Regions from separate parts of the Mus musculus genome. Here regions 2 and 3 are each linked to region 1. The links are chromatin loops, found by intact Hi-C in ENCODE. Cell type or tissue: left cerebral cortex. All regions are shown on one strand.

The links. Hi-C counts contacts between places; a loop is a spot of excess contacts. Peaks named below come from ENCODE experiments on the same cell type or tissue, not always from the same donor. Only the 100,000 strongest peaks of a DNase experiment are listed, where the experiment ranks them.
Region 2: it touches region 1 in a loop (8-fold over the local background); 3 of 42 quality-filtered maps call a loop at or near these places.
Region 3: a loop joins it to region 1, with 9 times the contacts of the local background. A loop is called at or near these places in 5 of 42 quality-filtered maps.

What each region holds. Positions count from the first base shown.
Region 1 is chr14:105,714,198-105,722,197 of GRCm38, reverse strand. The region is part of intron 1 of Gm35967 (a long non-coding RNA gene); the gene reads left to right. Among named protein-coding and RNA genes, the nearest start is that of Gm35967, 10 kb to the left of the region's middle. In left cerebral cortex, no CTCF peak of the experiment used is centred here; DNase peaks (open chromatin) are centred at 471, 958, 2,975 and 3,345; H3K27ac peaks cover 3,928 bases.
Region 2 is chr14:105,654,293-105,662,292 of GRCm38, reverse strand. No RefSeq gene overlaps it. Among named protein-coding and RNA genes, the nearest start is that of Gm6145, 14 kb to the right of the region's middle. In left cerebral cortex, no CTCF peak of the experiment used is centred here; DNase peaks (open chromatin) are centred at 3,395 and 3,813; H3K27ac peaks cover 686 bases.
Region 3 is chr14:105,626,691-105,634,690 of GRCm38, reverse strand. It overlaps Gm6145 (a long non-coding RNA gene), which reads left to right. Exons shown (of 7, transcript XR_004691309.1): 3 at 3,877-7,313. Among named protein-coding and RNA genes, the nearest start is that of Mir6390, 6.9 kb to the right of the region's middle. In left cerebral cortex, no CTCF peak of the experiment used is centred here; DNase peaks (open chromatin) are centred at 4,086, 5,408, 5,789, 6,494 and 3 more places; H3K4me3 peaks cover 233 bases; H3K27ac peaks cover 4,997 bases.

The DNA.
Region 1 (8,000 bases):
ACGGAGCTTTTGCTTTATCTGGGATCAAGGATCCTGTATGGATAAAAGGCAAAGGAAGTCATTCACCTTGAACAAAAATATTTTCCTAAAATAGAGTCTTGCTATCTAAAGCTTCTTTAATTCCTTGGGTTTTGCCCTATGAAATCATTTTCCTTGAAGTTAAATCATTTCAAATCCCATAATAACAATTTGAGGGAGAGCTAGATTGCCATAGAAAACATAAGAGTATGGTGGAGTTCTAAGTCTAGCATTAAGGAGATTTGACCTGGTTAGGAAATCCATTCATGAAAGCAGTGTGGTTAGAGTTGGTGGGGAGCCATCCTGCTGAAGGAGCTAAGAGCACACAGGGAGAGCAGTTTTCTACAGCTCTGTGCTGCTGTAACTGGGGGACCAGCAGCTATCATACCTGGTTTACTTTAGCTGAAGCACGCTTTTCACATGTGCAAATCTCATGTTTCTGCTTGTATGTTTGTCTTTAGGAAGGAAAGCAGAGTCTGTGGGAGGAAGTATCAAAACTGGTCTACACACGCGTTCCTCAGTGGGGGAGAACCCTGTAATATAACAGAGTGGGACTCAGTTGCTGATTTATGTAATGTCTACAGAATTTCTTACTGCCCTGACCTTCTCTCATTCTTTGCCTCAGACTCCACAGCTCTAACAGGGATTGTGGTTTCTGTGAAGAAAAAAAAAAAAAAGATTAAAAAATGTAAATATATCTACAAATGTAAAACTTCAGAATTTCAAAATGTGATAAGATATTTTGTCACCCTATAGGTTTGATTTGATTTATTTAAAAGCTTCACCATTCTCTTGATAGTAGCTGACAGATCCATTCCTATTCCCATATGCTTTCTGCTATTTTAAAAGAAACAGTACACAATTGCCTCAGAGAAGCACCATGTGTTTCCCAAGTGTAGATCTGAAAACTATCCATCTGGCCACGCTGGCGTCTTTCTGAATTGTATGTGACTGAAAAAAAAATGTCTTCAACATTTTGAGACTCTTTGGCTAGATAAAGATGAGAATAAGACGACTTCCCTCCTGCCAGTTCCAGAAAATCAAATCTGGTCCTATAGCTTAGAGTTCATCGCCCACCTACCACTTGGGAGCTCCCCAGTCACCTGCCAGGGCACACCACACCCCTAGTGAATTCCTGGGCAGTGCAGTCTCTATGTCTGGCACTAGACTCTGTTTATACTGGTTTGATTAAAGCAGTGTTTTAAGGTTGGCTCTCCTATGATCTGTGAGATCCTAAGATGGAGACAAATGACCCACAATGCAATTCAGCTCTGCAAAGTGTTACGCAGTGTTAGAGAGACTAACCCAGGAGCAGCAGAGATATTCCCAGTTAAGAAGAGAGAGGATTTACTCTGTCGTCTCAGTGGGAAGATAGAAACTGAACAATCAAGATGCAAAGATGATGCCGGTGAGGAGAGAAGATAGCAGTGTCTGAAAACTCACGCAGACAAAACCAAGTTTGGAAATACAAAGTGCCTTAAATATTGGTCTTATAGAACATAAATATTCAAAATCATTTTCTAGATTTTTGAAATTATTATTCAAATGTCTTTAGAACTTCAAAAACACATTTATTTATTTATTTATTCATTCATTCATTCATTCATTCATTCATTCATGTGTTGGCATGAATGTGCTAGGGGGAGCATGTGTATGTATGAGGCAAACTTGTGGGAGTTGGCTTTCTCCATTTACCATGTTGGATACAGGCCATCAAGCTTGGCAGTGAGTGCCTTTACCCACTGAGCTATCTTGTCATCTTGCTGGCCCCAACATGTACATTCTTATGAGAATAATACTCACTTATGAGAGAGTAATTCTTAAATTATGGGCTAGGTACAATGCTATGGATCTCTCCCTCCCCAACTTCTCTCAGCTACCATTTATTATCGCTATACAGTCATCTATCCTTCTATACCTTCTTTGTTATTATTTTTTTACAGCAAAATGTTACTTGAATTAATCCTATAAATAAAAGCTTTTTCTCCCCTCAAAATTTTTTTGGAAATAGATAATAACATTAAATAGATATAGCTTCAAACAGGTTACATCAAACCACTAATCAAACAGTACTAACAACTTCATGGCTTACTGAGAGATTTAGGTATTTCTCCAGAAAATATTAAGGATAGAGTGCTTTCCCATATGTTGGCTGTGTTAAAGATACAAAGTCCAAGATCAAGGAGATGCAGACTATGTGTGTGGTGAGTGCTCTCTTGATGTTTACAGATTGTCATCTTCTCCTTGTATCCTCACATGTCGGAAAGCAGAAGGAGAACGAAACTCTCCCGTGTTTTCATAAAGATAATAATCATACGAACCCCACCCTTTTAAGCTAACTCCTCTTGACGGTCTCACCTCCTAGCCTATCACATTGTGGGGGAGGGGTTAAATTTTTTCAACATTTGAATTTTGGAGGGACACAAATATTCATCCCACACCAGAATACATAACTGAATTAATGGCTAAAATAATAAATCTGTTTAGAAAAAAATCACTACACATTATATTCTAGACAAATTATCATAGACTGGTTCACGGGTGACAGGTCATTTCAGTTATGTATTCTGTGGGATACTTTTATCACGACATCTATTAGAAGCCAAACTCCCAGGGAACCAGAACCATCTCCATGTCCCTAGAACCTCATCATAGTATCCAAGTGACTCACTTTTCTCATTCAGTGTCAAATAAGTTACTAGTACAGACATTAAGCCGCAGAGTTATCATCTGCTATCTGAACTGGTTCCTGTAATGGAAATATTGTTATCTAAACTAGATAGAACTGATATGAAGCTCTGACTGGCCTTTGGACTAGGGAAGCTTTCAAAAACATGGATTTCAGGCACTTTTTTGGAGAGCTGGTATTTCTTAGAGCCCTGTTTGTAGGAAGAAACTGTGTATTCATAAGCAGGGATGAAAGAGATGGGGTGTTGTTACAGACTCAGCCCGGAACCAGCTTGAAAGATGTGTTGGAAGGGAGAAAGAGTGGTAAAAATACCAGCTAGAGAGCAGTGTTAGTGAAACAATGTTTTCCTTTCTTGCCAAAAGGACATGTTTACTTTTTAAAAGTGGTTTTTTTTTTCATGTTGTATTTAAGAAATAAATTTGAAATCCAAATTATTGCCCAACAATATCGAGTGTAGTTGACACGCTGTCCAGTTTGGAGAAAGCTCTGCTCAAAGTTGCATGATCCAAATTTGTGTAAGAAAAAAAAATCCTTGACAGTCTTCTACTCTGTCGTGCCCAGGCTGAGGGCAGATGACTCACGGTATGAATTCAAGTTAAATCACTTAACCTTTTTCTCTTATTCAACCCATCTGGGAAGCTGAATCCAAGCGCTTCACTATGGAACAGATGGTGTGCCAAAGCTAAATTTTCCCAGATTAAAAAAGAGGAAAAATGTGTTATAAGCTCTGAAAGAACCAAATATGGAAAAAGACCAAGGATTAAAAGGAAAAGAGCTATAAATTGGATCAGACCTTTTCCCCTGTATTTTTTTTTTAAATAATGTAATGCTTAAAAAATAAGTTGTGTGAGATGATTTGGAGACAAAGTTAGAAGAATGTTTCATAAACTCCATATGTGCAGAGGTGGCCATGAAGGGCAGCATCAATGGTGAGGGCATGCTCTCTGCTGGCTCCATCACCAGTAACTCTCATGAAGCAGAGTCATCCCGATGTGTCTTTTGATTACATACTTGATACCTGTGAAACTGAGCACGCATAAAAACGATTTCTTAAGAATGTTTATGGAACTACCCGAATTGCAGCTTAATGAAACTTAATACTAGCTGACAGATTAAGATTATTCTAATACATTCTAGGATAAACATGATTCCTAACTGTCCTTAAAAACAAGTGTATTCACTGCTTTAAGGAAAGACACATTATTGACCTTCCTACGATGGTATGATTTTAATCTTACTGTGCATAAAAATGTTCTAATGTATATACATCTCTCATATTTTATGGAAGGAGAAATGTCCTATGGTCATAGATAAAACAAACATTTGGATGAACACAGTTGAAAGTAATAGGGAAAGCCTGCACCCTTTTGTTTCCTGACTGGTTCTGATAAGTATACAGGAAGTTAGCTTAGCATTTAAAAGATGCAGTTTATGGGTGAGGCTAGAACTGAAACCCGAGATAGTCACATTATAGACTTCCAGATGCCACACATAAAAATCCAGACGGGACTTTGGTCTAAGGAAGTACTCAGGAGGCTTCACTCTGGTTGAGGCAATGGATCCCTCACTACCAATGCAAACTTCTTTAGTTGATTTTCAAAATCATATTGTTTCAAAAATAAAAGTATGGGCATTTTTCTCAAGTAATCACTTTATTATTGAACTCTGATCACACTCCTGATAGGAGGGACTCCAGATGAGGTATAGATAAGTGAATAAGAAGAAACAAAGAGCAAGAAACAAATATTGCTTTTCTTAAGTAGAGTTTCATGTGTCCTTTACTCTAATTTCCTTCTAGGAAAACAATTGAAACCAGTTGGAATTACGACTTTTAATGCCAATAGCAATGAACACCCAGATAATGATTAATATCCAATGTAACATAGTCCTTGTTCAATATGGCAAATATATTCTTGGGAATGTGCCTTAGTCGCTGCTCTACTCCTGTGGAGAAACACCATAACCAAGGCAATTCAAACAAAAGAAAGCATTCAATTGGAGGCTTGATTAGAGTTTCAGAGGGTAAGTCATGATCCTTATGTCAGGGATCATGGTGGCAAGCAAGACGCTGGGACAGTAGCCAGGAACTGCATCCTGATCTGTGGGCAGAGAAAGCAAGACTGAGTCTAGCATGGGTTTTTGGGATATCAAAGCCCAGCTCTCCATAATACACTTTCTCCAAGAGGCCACACCTCCTAGTCCTTATAATCCTTTCAAACAGTTCGACTCCCAGGCATTCAAATATAAGAGTCTATGGGGGACATTCTTATTCAAACCACCACAGAATGCTTATGTAAATAAGTCTGATAGAAACTAATTAAATGTCTTGATACTTCTTAACTAATATGTATATGCATGCCCATGTATATGCAAATATTTTTATATATTCAAATTACATTTTCACTGCTCACAAAGTTTCACTAAAAACAAAGGCAAAAAACACTTGGTATGCCAAATTAAACTGCTTGAATCAAATTCTTGATATTCAATTAGGAGGCATGAAGCTTATATATTAATTTCAAAGAACCCTTTTCAGACAGGCCTCTTAAGGATTTTACTTGCTCCCTGGCCTGTGTGAGGTTGCCAGAATAGAGCTACAGCTAAAGATTCTGAGTTGAATCTTTCAGCAGGATTTTGAAGGCATATCCAGAATGTACAGGACCACCTTACTCACTCTGATGCATCAAATCCATGTGTATCCAAGGCAGTGTGACGGGGCCACCAACAGAGAGACGTCAGTTCTCTTAGATGATACAGTTCACTATTTCCTTTACTACTCACAGCACTATGCCTTCACAAAGTGCTTGATCTTCATCTTAAATATACATCCCTTAGTAATTCATGCTGAACCCCTCCCCCTACACGCACACGCACACACACACACACACACACACACACACACACACACAAGCACACGCACACGTTAAGTTCCCTGAACTTAACCTAAGATGGCATGATACTGGTTTCCATGAAGGTTGGGAGTCATTTCCAATCCCAACACAATACAGTCCTTGGCCAGAAATAGCTAAGTAGTCAGCCTTCCTTAAAAACACTTCATTCCCATGGAATATGCATAAAATAATCTTCATACAAATACTTTCAAAATTTTACTCTCTATCAGCCTAGAATAAAAGCATTCTTTTCGTTGTGCGATGATTAACATAAAAAAAACCTTACTAGAATTTTATAGAATCACAGCCCCAAAGTGGCCATACTATGCACATATGTTTCAAGCTTCACCTATTTCATGCTCACTCAAAATAGTTGTGCTTTCATGATTATAAGTCTCCAAATAGGTGGTGAGTTGGAAAGGAAAAATGAGACATTTCCATTTGAATGAACATTTTCTAGCTTGTTTTCTAAGCTCAAATTCGGTATGGCACCACTTAAAATTTTTGGTGACTCTATTAGATAAGGAACTGCCTTTTTGTAGCTATCAGGACAATTTTAGGGAGTATAGACTTAACACTTCAGAAAAAAGCTAAAGGAAATATATTTTTTAAATTTATCTTCTATTTTCATAGCACTATGGTAGCTTTTACATCATTATTACACTCAATCTTTCAACCTATTCTAGGGGTCAGTTGTTCTAGATGTTTTTGTGTGTCAACTTGACACAATCTGGAGTTATTACAGAAAAAGAAGGCTTCCTTGAGGAAATGTTTCCATGAGATCCAGCTGTAAGGCATTTTCTCAATTAATGATCAAGGCTGGGTGGGCCCATTGTAGGTGGTGCCATCCCTGGGCTGTTAGTCCTGGGTTCTATAAGAAAGCAAGCTGAGCAAGCCACAGAAGCAATCCAGTAAGCAGCATCCCTCCATGTATTCTGCATCAGCTTCTACCTCCAAGTTCCTGCCCTGTGTGAGTTCCAGTCCTAACTTCCTTTGGTGACGATTAGTGATGTGGAAGTGTAAGGAGAATAAACCCTTGCCTCCCCAACTTGCTTCTTGGTCATGATGTTTTGTGCAGGAATACAAACCTTGACTAAGACAGACATATACTTAATTTTCTTTTTTGTTTATGGGCTTTATTATGCCATTTTGATATACACTTATTGCTGTATGGTGATGCATTTGTTCAGTCTCCCAGTATACATTCCCTGTTCTCCTCTGGTTGGTTCCATTCCTACCCAGATAACATCTTTTGCTGCTTATGTGTCACATGTATTTCCATTACCATCTTTTTCCCCACCTCTCTTTTGATGTCTTCCTACTTTCTCATGGAACCATTTATACTTCCATGAGCTACACACAGAAATAAGTACATGCATGCATACAAACATACACATATACAAAATTTTAAATCTAGGTTCTCTCAAGTGTGGTTTTTTTTTTTTTTTTTTTTTTTTTTGCTTGACCTAATTATTTATAAGTCCGTCAATTTTCCTGAAAATGTTATTACTTATTTTTTTTAATGATTGAACAAAATTTCCTTGTGTATCTGTGCTACATTTTCTATGTCTAGTCATCTGTTGATGGACATCTAGGCTGGGTCCGTTTCCTGATATTATGAAAAATGAAGCAATAAACATGAATGCACAAACATCTCTGTGACATATTAACTAAGACTCTTTCAGGTGTAAATCCCAGATGGTATAGGAGGGCCATGTAGCAATTATATTGTTCTGCTCTTTGAGAAGTATCAATACTGATTTCCATAGTGACTGAATGAGTTTCTATTTCTACCACAGTAAATAAGAGTTCCTCTTTCCCCACATACTTGTCTGCATCTGTAAACAGTTTTCTTGGATACTGGGCTTCTGACTAAGGTGACACAGAATCTCTTTTTCCCAATTAATTAATTGCTTTACATACAGATCACAGCTTCCTCTCTCTCCTCTCTTCGAAGTCCTTCCCTTCCCCCCCCCCCACCCCCTTCCTTTGTCCTCAGAGAAGAGGAGGCCTCCCATGGATATCAACCCACATTGACCATTCAAGTTGCAGTAGAACTAGGTGCATCTTCTTCTGTTGAGGCTAGATAAGGCAGCCCAGTTAAGGGAAAGAGATCCAAAGGCAGTCAACAGAGTCAGAGAACCCCTGCTCCTGTAGTTAGGGGTCCCACTAACCTGCACATCTTTTACATATGTGTAGGGGACCTAGGTCTATCCCATGCGTGCTCTCTGGTTGGGTAGTCCAGTCTCAGTGAGCCTCTGTGGGCCCAGGTTAGTTGATTCTGAATGTTTTCTTGTGGTGTCCTTTACCTCTCCGGCTCCCTATAATCCTTCCTCCCACTCATCCACAAGAGTCTCTGAACTCCATCTAATGTTTGGCTGTGGGTCTCTGCATCTGTTTCC
Region 2 (8,000 bases), 60 kb after region 1:
CCTGCAGGCCCACGAGGCCTATGTTAGGGATTCCACGTATTTATCTTAAGAAAAAAAAAAACGACATGCTTTCAGTGTCCATGGCTGATCAGGAAATGAAACACCATATTGACCAGTGGAAGGAAAGAATAAATTGCTAAGGAACAGACTATAACAGGGGAACTGGGAAGGACACTCTGTAACAGAGGGTCACCATCACTTCCTTCTGGGCAGTAGGAGCCCAGGGCTGATATTCTGCCTCTGTTTTTATTACTTTCCAGTTCCTACGGTAAGACAACTTGACCAAGGTAGTTTATTTTTCAAAAATCTTCAATTCGGTATTACAGTTTCAGAGGGCTAGACTCTATAATGACAGAGCAAAGGCACAGCTGAGAGCTCACATCTTGCTGTGTAAATAGCAGGCAGAAACACACAGAGAGACATGAAGACAGACAAAGGTGAGATCATGAAAGACACAGAGAGAGAGGGGGGGAGAGAGAGGGAGAGAGAGAGAACACTGGAAATGACTCAAGTCTTAGAAACTTCAAAGTGCACCTCCAGTGACACACCGTCCCCAACACTGTCCCCAACAAGGCCATACCTCCCAACCCCTCACAAACAGTTCCACCAACTGGGGACCAAGTATTCACACTTATGAGGCTATGGAGGGCATTCACTCCCTGCTCTTCACGGGCTTATGGCTACATAATAGTGCAAAAGTCCCCAGAGTCTCTCACAGTCTCAAAACTGTTTTAAAAGTCCAATGTCTCTTCTGAGACTCAAGGCAATCTTTTACTTATAACTGCTGGTAAAAATAAAAAAATTAACCAAGTTATATAATTCCAACATATAATGGCATAGAATACACACACACACACACACACACACACACACACACACACACACACATATATATACCCTGCAGGGTAAATTCCAAATCCCATAGCTTCATGTCTGATGTCAAAAGGCTAAGATGTCTCTGTTCTCCCAGCTTTGCTTCCTGCAACACACTTCTCTTTCTTGATCTGGTCCCACTCCCCAGCTCTTCTTGGCAGATATTTCACAACTTTGACAACTCCAGCATCTGGACTATGTATGAGATACCATTTCCTGGCGATCCTTTTTACATCAAACTAGACATTCTGTATTCCCCTCCCCCTAGCTTGTTTACTCCTTGACATCGTAGAGCTGCATAAGAGGGGATTAGTAATAGCCACATAACAGAGTCAATATTACTTTCTCTTGAAATCTCCTCCATAAGGGAAGTTAGTCCATTACATTTTGATTTAGCCTTACGCAGATTCTTAGGACAAGGGCAGAACTTATCCATGTTCTTTGCTAAGATATCACAAAAATGATTCTCTAGCCCAGATGCTAATATTGCTCCCCTCCAAAACCTCTTGAGCTGCCCCTCCACAGTCTCCACTCAGCATGATGGTCTTCCATGCTTCTATTAGGAATACTCATGAAACCTGGCTCACGGTGTTCAAGTGCTTTCCCATGGCCAAGTCTTCCATATTACTCCAAAAGGCATTGCAGTCAGGTTCGAAGGAGCAGCAGTTCCATTCTCAGTACCATGACCAAGGAAATTTACAAAAGAAAGTGTTGAGTTTGGCTTTCGGTTTCAGAGTCCATGATGCTGGAGCAAAGGCATGGTGACAGAAACATCTGACAGCTCACATTTTGATCCACAAATGGGAAGCAGAGAAAGCACATTGGAAATGGCATGATTCTTTTGAAACCTTGAAACCCACCTCCAGCGACATACCTCCTCCCAGAAGCCCACATTTCGTAGTCCTTTCCAAGTAGTTCCACCAACTAGGAAACATCAGACATGGAGCTTCAAGATTTACAGTTTCTCTGCCCAGTTTTAATTTTGTTTCCCTTACTATGTTCCAATCCCCCTCACTTTTGAAATGATAATGTATATTCTGTACTGTTTTATGTTGGAAGTATGTAATTTGATTTCAATTTTTATAGGGGATAACAATTAAGAGATTATGATGAATTCAGAAAACAGTTTAAACTTTGAACTTCTACTCCCTTTTTAATTGAAAATAGTTTTTTTTTCATACAGTACATTCAAATTGTATGAAATCAGTTCTCCTCTCCCAACTCTTCCCAGACCACCCTCATTTCTCTATCCATCTAAATACACACTTTTTCTTTTTCTCCCTCTTGAAATACAAACATGCACTTAGAACAATCATAATCATAATATAATATAATACACTAAAGCCATATAAACCAGAATAGGATGAAGAAAGGAGGAGGATAAGCCAAGGAACAAGAAACACAAATAGACGGTAGATGCAGAGACACACATTTTTGTACACAGTTTTAAAACAGTGTTGAGACTGTGAAATAAACTGCATCTTCACTGTGATATGGCCACAAGCCTATGAGAGACAGAGTAAAATGTGGTGATTTGAATGAGAATTGCTTCCACAGGCACATGTGTATGAATACTTGGTCCCCAGTTGGTGGAAATGTTTCTGAGGGAGAAGATGGTTGCAGGAGGTATGTCTCTAGGCATGGACTTTGATATTTCAAAGATTTGATCCCTTCCCAGTGTGTTCTCTGCTTTCTGTTTGTGAACCCTCATCTGTTCCTGCTTCCAGGTCTTTTCTCCAACATCATGGTTTGAAATTGTAAGTACATTAAACATTTTCTTTGATAAATTTCCTTGGTCTTAGGGTTTTGCCTCAGCAATAGAAAAATAACTGACAGATGGTGAATGGTGCTGAATCTTACCATAAGATCTGGAGCTTGGAATAGCCTGTGATCTTGATGGAATGTCAGCGCACTCACTCTATTCAAGATATATTGAATTAGGACAACTGGGATGACCCAGAAATCCTTGATGTAACAAGGTGAACAGGTGCTGCTGATGCCATTTAAGATGCACTAATATGGAGTAAAATGCACACCGACCAACTAACCAAAACCTTGTGAGGAGCACACCAACTAACAAGCCAACTATTTGTAAGAAGCTGAAAACTTAGGTCAAGTGTTGAAGAAATAGACCAGAGGTCAGGAATTTGACAGACAAATTAAAACACAAACTTAATATTATGCTCGTAGTGGAGATGTTTTGCAAGGAAGCAACTACTATACTTGGAATCACATTGATTTTCTGATCTACCAGTAAAATTCACCCCAGTCACAAATAAAAGACAGATAGGGTAAAGATAAGAAAATACTTTGCAAACACTCTACGAAGGGCAACATAATAAATAATTTACCGGGAACATTGCCCAGGCATGAAAGAGTAAGTATCAAATTTGGAAAAATAGATAGTGAATTCCGGAACATAAATATGGAAATGAAATACATGGATGGGTTGGCAGGCATGCTCTTTCACAAATCCAGGATGACAATGACAGGTTCTTTCTCTGGACATTCTCAGAATGCTGATCAAAGAATTTGATACAGCTGCACACTGCCAGCAAGTAAATCCATGTGGAGATTTATAACTGAGGAACGTGTTTGTGAATTTGAATTGTTGGGTGAAAGATAAAAGTTTGCTTGTATCGTGTGTGTGTGTGTGTGTGTGTGTGTGTGTGTGTGTGTGTGTGTGTGTGATGGATACACATGTGAGAAAGGTGAAACATTTATAACAGGAACACATGAATCTGGCTAGGTGTAAGCTACAGTGTCTTAAAGAAGACCTGTATATGGAATAGAAGAGCCCTGTCTACAAAGACAGTCCTATGGGAGTCATGAAGAGAAGGAGGTGTAGGGACATCTGTTGCCTCGGCATCCAGCTCATGGTGCATGAAAGCAGCCAAGCAAGGACTGCTTTAGAAAAGAGGAGGAAGGTGTAAATGTAAGTGTCACTTTTCTTTCCTCAGATGAAGGGATGAGAGCCACACCCAAGTTTTGTGAGCACATGGCTTGGGATGAGCCCAGAGCGTTTCTATCTAACTATCCCTAGGCCTAGGCCTGGAAGCTTCTAGCCTTTGTACAATCTAATCTTCTGCAAGCCCAGAGCAGGAAGGCTTCAGCTTCCAGCCTCTGTTTGCTACCCTAGGCCTAGAATGTTTCAGCCTCCAAGATGTACTGCTGAATAAACTCACTCTTTCTAGCTCTTTTTAAAGGAGAGCCAGGCTGGCTGGTTCAAATCATCTGTTCTGGCTCCAAATCCTCTCCAAGCTGACTGGTTCACATTGGCTTCTCTTGGCTTCTGAATGAATCACTCTGCTTGTAAGAACTCCCTCTGAACTCTAGGAATTGAACTGCTCAACTGAATGGAATGGAACGGAACAGAACTGAATGGAATGGAATTACTCCAAACTTAACTAATTTGTTTCTTTTCTCTCTCCCTCACTGCACTTAAGTAGCTTCTCTTTCCTGTCTGTTCTTTTGGAAAGTTGGGAATTTCCTCTCTGACTTATTCTGTCTCTGATTCATCACTTTGTCTGTCCCTCAATTAGATGTCATTGATTGGGATCAAAGGTGTGTACTAAGGTTGTGTCTGTATTCCAGCCAGATCATAGCTTTCGATGTGATCCCTTGACGAAGCAGCCATGTTGCTGGATTAATGCTCTTCTACAGGAAGAAAACTCAAGATTTTTAATGGGGTTTAAGACAAAGGAGCTAATACTTCTGAGAAAAAATATAGAACAAGTTTGCATTCAAATAGTTAGACTAGAATAAATATTCCTAAATCTAAAAGCACCTGGATACCTTCAACTGTTTGAAATATATGATGCACAATTAACGGGCAATGACTTTGAAGTTGCCCTTGACTCCTTATCTTCTGTAGTGTGTAGTTTTTCCTGCCCTTGGGTGAACCATGCTACCAGTCCTGCCCAGGTTCCCTTGGATCCTTGGATGAAAGACACACACACACACACACACACACACACACACACACACACACACACACAGTAGTTTATTTCCAACCTGCCTTATTGGCTCAATTGCTGGATGTTTCTAATCGTCTGTAGCTGGTGAGCCTTTCCCAATATTGTTAGCTCAGCACCCTAACCTATCTGCCCTCAATTTTAGTTGCTCAGTTATATTTGGTCCCAGCTCAACACCCTAAATATGCCCTCAGCTTTAGTTGCTACCCCTGGCCTAGTCAGGGAAATGGCTGAAGGCCACTCCACCCTAAATCTCACATGGCTAGTGCCCTTTTCTCCCTCCAGTGCATGGTGAAAACTCCTCTTCCTCTCCTGCATCTCCCAGCCTACTTCCATGGACCTAGAAGTCCCATCTCTTTTCTTCCACCCAACAATTGGTCCTGAATTGGCATCTTTATTGATAGATCAAGAACCAACTGGGGAACAGGATCTTAGCATCAGAACCACCCTCTACAATCTCCCTCTTTTCCTTCTTTTTCTTACTCAGCATGTCTCATGTTAGTATACTCAACAGGTTAGAAGTTAGTGTATTTAACAAGGGAAACACAGACGTTATGTCTTTAGAATTGGTATTTTCTGAAGTTAAATACTATGTAAAATCAACATAAAAATAAAACGGCAAAGTCTATTTTAAAGCTCTGCAGATACAGAATGGCAATTGTAACTGTCTAGATGTTCAGTGAGATGTAGAAACTTTGGGTCTGGTCAGTTTTATGTGTGTGTGGTTTATTTAATAATAAGACTTATAAATTTAAAAACATTTAATATGTATTTTTGTATGTTTATAATTAATTTTGTGTTAACGTAAAAAGTTTTGTTTTCGCATTTTAATACACTGTAACATTATGACTTATTTTTATTAAGCCATCCCCTTCATTGTCCTCTGTAATTCCTTCTACCCTTTTCTTGCTGACTCTATTTCCCTTCAAACACCACCCCTCCCACCACCTCCTCCCCATTTTCATGTCATGTGTATGCCATTACTCTTCCTTTACCCACTTGCCAAATCTGTTAAGTCTTTTTCTCTCCCTTTCACGGTTTCCTTTCTGTACATGCCCACTTCCTCCTTCCCTGACATACATACACTTTTAAGTCTAGATTTTATATGTGAGAAGAAAACAAGTCTTATTTGTCTTTCTGTGTCTGGCTTACTTCTCTTAGCATACTGTTCTATCCATTTTCCTGAAAATTTCATGATTTCATTTTTCTTTATGACTAGAAGTTATTTTTGTGTATACGCATTACATTTTTTTTATCCATTCATCTATTGTTGGACATCTATGCTGACTCCATATCCTAGTTATTGTGAAGAATGCAGCAAAAAGACATGGGTATAAAAAGTTTCATTTTGGCACCTTGACTTAGAGTCCTTTGAATTTATTCCAAGGGGAGTTGTTGTTGGGTCATATAGTAGTCCTATTACCTAGTTTTTGTACCCCCATATGACAGGGACCATAGCTGTTGATATTCTCACCTGCAACGTATAAGGAATCCTGTTTTTCTATATCCTTGTCAGCATTTGTCATTTGGTTGTTTGATGATAGCCCTTCTGACTGGGATGAGATTGAATCTTAAAACAGTTTCAGTTAACATTTTTCGGATGGCTAAGGATGGTAAACATTTTTTTCAAACAGTTATTGGCCAATTGTATTTCTTTTTTTTTGTTGTTGTTTTGTTTTGTTTTGTTTTGTTTTTTGTTTTTTTTGAGACAGGGTTTCTCTGTTTAGCCCTGGCTGTCCTGGAGCTCACTTTGTAGACCAGGCTGGCCTCGAACTCAGAAATCTTCCTGCCTCTGCCTCCCGAGTGCTGGGATTAAAGGCATGCGCCACCACGCCCAGCTGCCAATTGTATTTCTTTTGAGAACTGTCTATTCTGTTCATTAATCTGATTACTGATTTTCATTAAAATGTTTATTGATTCAGTGAATTTTTAGAGTTGACATTTTGAAGTTCTTAAGATAATCTGGATGCAAATCCTTCCTATCTGGTGTATACTAGATATTTCTGGTTTCTTTGAAGACTCATTTGTGTCATGTGATGTTTTTCTGGAAACTGTCTTATAAAAGAATGGTTTTAATGAAACAGACGCATAGGAGGATGTTTTGCTGAGAACAAACACATTGTTTTATTCTGGAAGCTGCCTGAAAAAGGGAAATGTGATATTTTGCTAGAGTGGATGCTTGAGAGAACACATGCTGTTTGAAAAGGGTATAAATATGATGGGTAATGGTGTGTGGCATTGGTTTGCTTTGCCACTCTTTGCTGATCTTCATTGGTCATGACTTTGTAGAGAGGAAAACACACCAAAGAACTTCTGGTGGTGTTCTGGTGGCTTCTTGCCACTCCTGCAGGCATCGGCTGTTTGGCAGAGCCTCACAGTTTCTTCTGGATGACAGTGCTGTTGCTGATTCTTGAATGGTGTTTGCCAGTGGTTCAAGCTACCACTGCTGATTCACGTGAACAGAACTGCTGATATCTGACAACACAGATTGGATTCACCCCAAAGAACTATTTTTAAACAGCCCCACATCCTCCTTTCCCTATTAACTTTTCTTTTTCCTTAACTCTGGTGGGTGGTAGGCTAGAAGGAAAGTACCCTTATTAAAGTAGGTATTGAAAAATATAAGCCTACACTTGGCATCTTCATATTTTTCCCATCTTCAATTTTTGCTGATATTTAACATACCTCCCACTCCCTACCTCTGCACACACATAAGTCCATACATAGTCCAGTGACTTTGTGATTGTTGGAGACTGGTGGCAACTAGGGTGACAATACTTCTGGCACTTCTCATAATGACCACCCAACACTAATATCCCATCAAAAATGTAGAGAAGGAAGGGCCATAGGTATAGGGTTCCTTTTTTGTTTACCAAATTGAGTAATAAAAGCTTCCTGAAATTCTAGCTAAGAGGTGGGAACGCTAGGGAGCACACAATGAAAGAAGCCAAAACTAGCAGTGAGAAGCAACTTGATTATTTTGGAGGCTGAGATTCTAACAGATAAAATTGAGTATTAAACCATATGGGAAATTAAATTGATCAATGCCATGTAAGAATCAGGATGAGCAACAAGGAAAACTTATCATAGTTCAAATGATTTCTTTTATCAAAGACAAGTGATGTTAAATTAGCTGGGAAAGTGGTGTGCTTA
Region 3 (8,000 bases), 88 kb after region 1:
TAAACACAGCCTGCTAATTCTGCATAATGTTACTTGTATGAATATTTTTTCAGGGCTAACCACTTGGCCATTTGGTTTTGGATAGCCAAGTGGTATGGTCTTCCTGGGAAAAAGTACTTCTCTTGCTTTTAACATTCTTTAGTTGCCAGTAGGTCTTTGGTGGCATTGAGTTTTTGTGAGCTTCCCCTCATCCACATTAGCATGTCTATTGTTGTTATCCTTAATCAGCTCATGTTCAGGTGGCCATGCATCTGACACTTCACAGGTATCACGCCTGACAGTTCTAGGAGACACAATCTTATAGCAATCTCTTTGATCCGCTGAGTCTTTCTACCCATCTTCTGAAATGATTCCTGAGTCTTAGGTGCGGGAGTTTAGTCGTAGATGTGTCTACTGGGACTGGTCTCCAAAAATCAGCAGATTGATTGGCTGTGAATTTCTGATGGTCCCTGCCCATTGCAAAGAGGAGCTTGCTTTGAGGAGTACACATATGTTGAAGATTGGAACTAGGAAACTCAGATGAGAGAGGACATATGATGTTTGGCTTTCTGGGTCTGGATTTCCTTCCTCAATATGACCTTCTCCAGTCCCATCATTTATCCTGCTGGATGTTAGGTATTGAGTTCTTTTTCAACCTTAAGAAATTAGCTTTCTTCATTCATGAATAAATATATTGCCTTAGTTCAGTCAAAAACAACATGATGATCTTGTAGTTGTCTTTGATAAATTTAATTGAATAGATCACAAATTAACATACTAAAATTCCTGTCTGAAATGAATGACAGTTTATAATTTATAGTCTTCAGAATTTTAGACTGGGTAGGTAGCTCAGTGGTTGAGTGTTTTGCCTAGCATGTGTGAGGACCTGGCTTCAACTCCTAAAACCATGCAGAAAGTGGTAGGGGGTGGGTGTGTGGGGGGTGCTAGGCTACAGATACAACTTATTCAGTAGAATGCTTACCAAACATGCACAAAGCCCTTGGTTCAATCCTCAACACCACATAAAATAGGTATGATAGTTTTACAGTTCAGGAGGAGGAAGCAAGAGTATTAGCATCAGAGGGTTAAGACTAGCCTCAGATATATAGCAAGTTTGATGCTAGACAAGAGACTGACTCAAACAGAATGGAATCTCTATATATCTATATAATAAGGCATATATGTATACATAATATATATTATTGAATATTTCAAAGTATTTCAAAGACTGAAGGAAACCTGATGTGATACTATAAGAAATATAAGGATGGGGACAGCTGAGGGTTGTACAGTGGATGTAATTGTGATTTCCAAGGAGTGTGGGAGAACAGAATAATCATGAGTCAAATGATAGATACAACTATATGCTACTGGAGGGAGGGTAAAGGCCTCAGAGGAAGGCAAGGGTGCAATTGAAAGGAAGAGAGATAGCATCTTGATGTTTCAGGGGCAGACTCTCACCTTGGACATGAGTAGACTCAAGCTTTTTTGATACATCTCCCAAGTCATGTATTCACTCTGAGCCTCAGTGTCTTTTGCCCTTCAAAGAGGGGGCACCGATAGTAACTCTTTGCAGGTTTCACGTAAGGAAATGTGTTTTACCACAAGTGCTGTACAAAGCATGGAACCTGACACTGAGGAAACCACCAGGAACAGTTAAACATCCTTTAAAAACACATCTAGTAAAGGACTTTCAGTGAGAAAAGGAAGGTAGCCAGCAGCTCAGGAAAGAGGAGGGGAGGACGGTCCAGGGAAGACATTGGTTTTTGCTTAGATGATATGCTCTTGAATAGCAGGAATGACCATGACAGATCTCAGAGACTTGATGCTGAGAAACCAAGGATGCTGTGTCCACTAAGAACTCTGAATGTCAGGGATGGCAGTGGCCTGGGGAGTCTCCAGGACACTCTGGAACCTTGGGCTGTTATCAAGTGGCCGTCAAGGGAACTCACAAAAGGATTCAAGAGCCCTGGTCAGGGGTGCACCTCATGGACCACTCCTTAACCAGAAGCAGGATAAGCTGGAGAACTATCAGTCTTTGAATGTTCTGTCTACATTGTCCTAAATTTGCTCTTGGGATTTGACTCAGTGTGTAGGATGGCAAAGAGAACAAACCTCAAGAACATCACAAGAAAATGTAGGAAAGATAAATGTGTGAAATGGAACAGTACAATCTGTAAGAGAAACGGGCACTTCAGAGTGTATGTGGAGCCAGGCGTGGGCCTGCTATGCTCTGCCTGGTCCAGGGAGGAGACTGCTTGGAAGGATCCTGGGCCGGACTTTGCCTGATAGATTTACCAGAGACCAAGAGAGGGAAGATAGATTACATGGCGATTTTGTAAAGTACAAAGTTGGTTACATATATCTATAAATAAAGTTTAAAGTCCATTGTGGGAGGGGCTGCTGGAGAGATGACTCAGTAGTTAAGGGCCCTTGCTGCTCTCCCAGTGAACTCTTGTTTGGTTCCTAGCACTCATGTTTGGCTGCCCACAACCACCTGTAACTACAACTTCAGGGCATCTGAGGATCTCTTCCAGCCTCTGGAAACACTTGCATTTATAGGCAGATACCTATATAAATGCTCATGTGCATGCACGTGTGTGCATGCGCGCGCGCGCACACACACACACACACACACACACACACACACACACACCTTCTAAAAATAAATCTTTATTTGTCATGCAATGAGTCACGATAATTACACTTTCTTACACTAGTACACCAGTTTACAGAGCATGCCAGAATCTTCTTTAATTCTTATCATACACAGGAAGATAGTGCTCGTTTTGTTCCTGATCTTGCAAATGAGGACAAAGTCTCAAAGGACTTTAAGTTGCATGCCCAGGGTGGCTCTGCTGTTACTGAAACCAGCTGCCTCGGTATTCATTCATATTCAGCAAACATGTAGTGGGTTCCTCTCCTCTGCCAGGCGCTTGGCCCGAGGCTGAAAATACAAAGACAATGCTCAAATGAATTCACAGAAAGCTGGGGGAAATACATCCAAAAACATGATTCAAATATAATGAAGCTAAAAAAATGATACAAGGTTGCATGTGACATTGTTAATTGAGACTATACACAAAGGGGACTGGGAACCTAAGCTGCTTAGGACAGGTGTCACCAGAAGCCCTTACAGAAGGAATAAGTAGGTGTTTAGGGGAGGAAGACAGAAAGCTGTTCAAGGCACTGACGCTCCACACAGAAAGCCATGGGAGCTCAATAGCACATTCTATGATGCCAACCTCAGAAATTAACAGCCTTGAGTTGCAGGTGGAAGGTGCAGAAGCCAAATTAAAAACAGTCTTTTCAGGCTGAGCTCAGGAGCCTGAATTTCCATGCTGTAAGTGGCTGGGATCCACTGGAGGATTTTAATTGTGTAAGTTGACAAGATCAGATTTGCTATTCAGAAAGCACACCCTGGCACAGATCGGTGGGTGGAATAGAAAGTGGTTGCCCTGGAGACAGGCAGACCCATTAGGAAGCTCTGACAAAGATCCAGGAGAGAGAAAATGAGGATAGTGGTTGGAGGAATGAGCAGATTCAAAGACATTTTAGAGGTGGAACGGATGGTCGGGAGACGCTCATTCAGTGTAAATGCTGAAGGAAAGGAAGAACCAAGGAGCGCTGTGGTTTCCAGCTTGGATTTCTATATGGATAGTGAATAATTAATGAAGATGTGGCGGGCGGGCATAATGGGGACTTAAGAGGGAGGTAGTTGTAGATGGACGTGATCAATATACATTTGTTTAAATGTGTATAACTTTCAAAGAGTAAGAGAATTATTATTTTAATAGATCAAGGTATAAAATACAAAAAAAAGTCAAATGGGGGGGGGGGTTTGCTAATGAATTCATATGTGACCTGTTGAATTTGATGTATCTTTTGGACTTGTAGGTGAAGAAGTCACATGTGGTGAATATATTATCATCAGAATGCGGAGCAATGAAATGTAAACAGATAGGAATCGTCACTAAAGCTCCAACTGCAGCCTCCGGGTGCCATAGCTTTTGCACCATCCATTTGCACCATCTCTGCAGTAAGTCCTAGCTCAAGCCTTACTCCAAAGTACAAATTAGCATAGCAGCTCAGTCAACAATGCCTCCGAGCTTCTGGAAAGAAAGATGCTCAGTCACCATAGACCCAGAATTAATGAAAAGTCACAGAAATAATAGCTCCATTCTCTACTTGCTTCTGAACCTCAAATCAGTGGTTGGCAACAAGGTAAGGGACTTACAGAAACTGCTGAAAGGACTTTCCGGTAAATAGAGCGCCAAGAGGAGTTTGCTTTGGATATCTGCTCTGACTAAACCATATATGTGCTTGTGCTACAAAACCTCTAGTTCCCATTCTTGACCTGAATCCCTTTTCTAGTTGGGAATTTCTTGCTTCTCTTTTTATTTTTTTTTCACCTGATCAAGTTACAAGAATTAGATGATATATATAGATACACATACATACATACATATATATATTAGATATAATTCGCCTATATTTCAGCTAGAAGATAACTTTTGGAGAAAAACAATTTTTTTTCTGCTTAGTTGTGAGAAAATGCCAGCAACATAAATTTCAGACCTCACAAATAAGAACCAATTTTTCTTTCAATAGAAATGAGCGGAGTGTTCGAGTAGAGAATTGTCACTATCAATACTTGCCCAAAAGACTGAATGGTCATTATCTATTCCCAAGTTGTGATAGATATGAAACAAGCAATACCATAATGTTTTGCTTTCCTCCCTCTCACAGGGAAGGAGCAAGGGGCTTTGAGGGAGCCTTCTGAGAGGAGGAAGACCATACTTAATGCTAATAACACGGGGAAGACGGAGACTGGGGATTGCAGTACAGAGTTTTGAGTTTCCAAAAAATTTTTGATAATGATCCTGTTCTAGGGATTTGATGAGCGACAAACATAAAAATTTTAAAGTGATCCAGAAACCTTTAAAACGAGATCTATCATATGACAAATGCTCATAAATAGCATGAGGATTAGATAAAAGAGGTTACTGACTTCCTCAAGGTGCCCAGAAAATAACTGACAGCATCCCAAGAACACAGTCCTTACTGTCCAGTACAAGCTCCTCTTCACTGTCCCAAGCCACACATGTACTCTGAGCACACGTGTTAATGAGACTCGTATTGTGTAGTAATTCTACTCTGAAGTTTGTTGCTTTGGCCTATGGATAGATTGAGAACCTTCGAAGCAATTAGCACCAATGATTGTTAGAATGAGAGGAGCAAGGTTAGTGATCTGCTCTAAAGAAGCAAGTGGCACCATGCTGTGTGAGCTGACCATTAGTCAGCATCACTTTAACCCAGGAAAGCCTGCTGCTGAAGTGGCCTAAGGTGATGAATCACAAGGAGCATCTTGCTCTTGACTTGGCTGCCATTAAAGTGATGCCAAGCACCACATAACCAACTGAAAGGCGTCAAGGGGTTGGCAAGCCACTTGCACAACAGAGTTTGATGTTAAGCATCTGGGAGTTTCCAGCATATGAAGGATACATGGGGGTTCCGAAATTACCTACATCACTGAGCACTGTACAGCTGTCACTTAATATTTAAACTGGATGAGAAATCACAAAAACTCTGGTTTCTCAAAAGCAGAACTACAAGCTGTCAAAGTTGTTGGGTCCTTGGAGGCTATCCCAACTTAATTACTTATTTCACAAATGGAGAAACGTGCCATTATTCATGTGGGCAGAAGAAAGAATACGGAGCTAGAATCCTTCCTGGGTATCTTGTTTTAGGGGATTATAGACATAGACTCTTAAGGAACACCATCTGTGCAAGAGGCACAGCGCACTGACTAAATGCATGCTGAGAGTCTCCTGGTTAAATCCACCCTCTTCCTGTTTCACTTCACATGCAGATGCTGGAAAGGGTAGGGACCTAATGAGAGGCAGCAGTCAGCCCCTCCCAGCTGTTCTTGCTCTAACCACATCCTGGTCAGGTGCCATTATTCCCTGGCTCCCCTGACTTATTCTTCACACTGTCCTCACTGATGATGGCTTTCCTAAAGCACTGTTGCCCTTCCAAAAACACTCCAACAAGGCAATTTATAGCTGACCTATGTTTTTCTAATAATGTTTTCTCTCCTCTCTTCATCCTGGAAATCCACGTGTCTCAGTTGCTCTCAATCACTGCCACGAGTCTGGTGATGCGCTAAGCTCGGGGCAGGATCTCAAGGGCTTTGAGGTAAATAAGGTACCCTCTGTGGGCTCTGTTTCAATTAGATGCTAGAGCAATTGTCATCATTTTAGAGAACAAAGATACTGTGATCGAAAACCGTGAAGGCTGCTGTCTATGTCATGCTTGTCCCTAGTTTACATGCATTTTCCAGATAACCAAATCCAATAAGCCCTGAGTGCACCCTGATCCCCTCTCCACTCCCGTGTCAGCTCCAAATGGATGGAAGATGACAGGAAGGAACTAGCTGGGACACAGAGCAAAACTTCTAGAGTTAATGAGACAGTAACTCTCATCTTAGTTCCTGATGAAGGACCTAAAGCTGTTTGGTGTGGCTAGGAGCATATGATTTTCCTGAGGGACCTGTTAAACAAGTCCCATCTCTCTTGAGTTTCAGCTTACATAGCCAGAAAATAAATCCTTTCCCTGTTCCAAGCAAAGTACTAGGACATCTTGCTTCTCTTGCCTCTACAGACAGCAAGATGACTTCATGGCTTTCTCTTTCACCACAGTCACTGGTGCTCAGTACAAATGAGACTCACCTTAGAAAGAAAGAAAAGAAAGAAAGAAAGAGAAAAAGAGGGGGAGGGAGAGAGGAGGGAGGGAGAAAGGGAGGAAAGAAGGAAGGGAGGGAGGGAGGGAGGAAGGAAGGAAGGGTGGATTTGGAAAACACACTTACAGCCTCCTAGAGAGGAAATAGGCCGTGAAACCTAATGAAGAAAGAACCATAGACCAAGGTCACAACAGCAAAAACAGAAAGAAAAAATATGAGCACATTACTTCGTAGAAGTAATACATAAAACATCTGCAGCAGAGGCATTATCTTCTACTTAATGAGCTAAATGCATTATTTATTAATCCTGTTATATGTGTGTATCAGAGGTCAGAGGGAAACTTGTAGGAGTCGATGTTCTTATTCCTTGTGTCTGGAGAATTGAACTCAGCCTATTAGGGTTGGTGGCAAAGGAATAGTTATAAACAGACCACCCCCCCCCCAAGCGACCACATGTAACTCATTGATTTTGGCAGGATGTCTGCATCATCTGTATTGACCTGCTCCCCAGATTAATACCGAAGCACTGCAATTTCTTGAGGATTATCCACCTAGGAGGAAATGATACGCTGGCCCATCCATAGTAGTCAAGGTATGTTCAACATCAAGAGAAGGTTTGCTGTGTAACAGGTAAGAACAGGTTTAAAAGTGTGGCTTTATATGATAGCAAAGCACAAATATTCCTAAGTATTACTGTAGTGTTCACAGTAGTCAAAATAAAGAATTAGCCCAGATGTCTGTCAACACATGAATTCCTTAAAAAAAAAAACCTTAGTATAAATACCCAGTGGAGCTTTTTGCAGATATATAAAGAAAGGATTGTGTCATTTTCAGGAAATAAATGAACTAGAGGTTATTGAGATAAGAGAGACTCAGAAAAAAAAAACCACTAAATTAATTGAATATAATGTTCCAGAAACATTCACATATGTAAGACAGTTGTAATAAAGATGTCATCACTGAGAGTAGAAATAGTATTTTCTGTGAGTCCCTGTGAGTCTATATGAGCTGTTTGTAAAAATAACAATAATAAACAAACATTGAATCACCCCTCACGACTGCATTTAAAGTTGATTAGAAGTTAGAAGTGAAGGTTTTGAAGGTTTTGTGTAGGATATTGAACTTTATAAATGAAGTTGCACGGGGACCTGGGTGTGGCTCAGTGGTAGAACACTTGTCCATATGCATAGGGCCTTGAGTGCAGTCACGCACACACAGAGAGACATGTGCAAACACAGCATAATAGCTACTTCAATTTTCAAAATCAATATATAGGTAA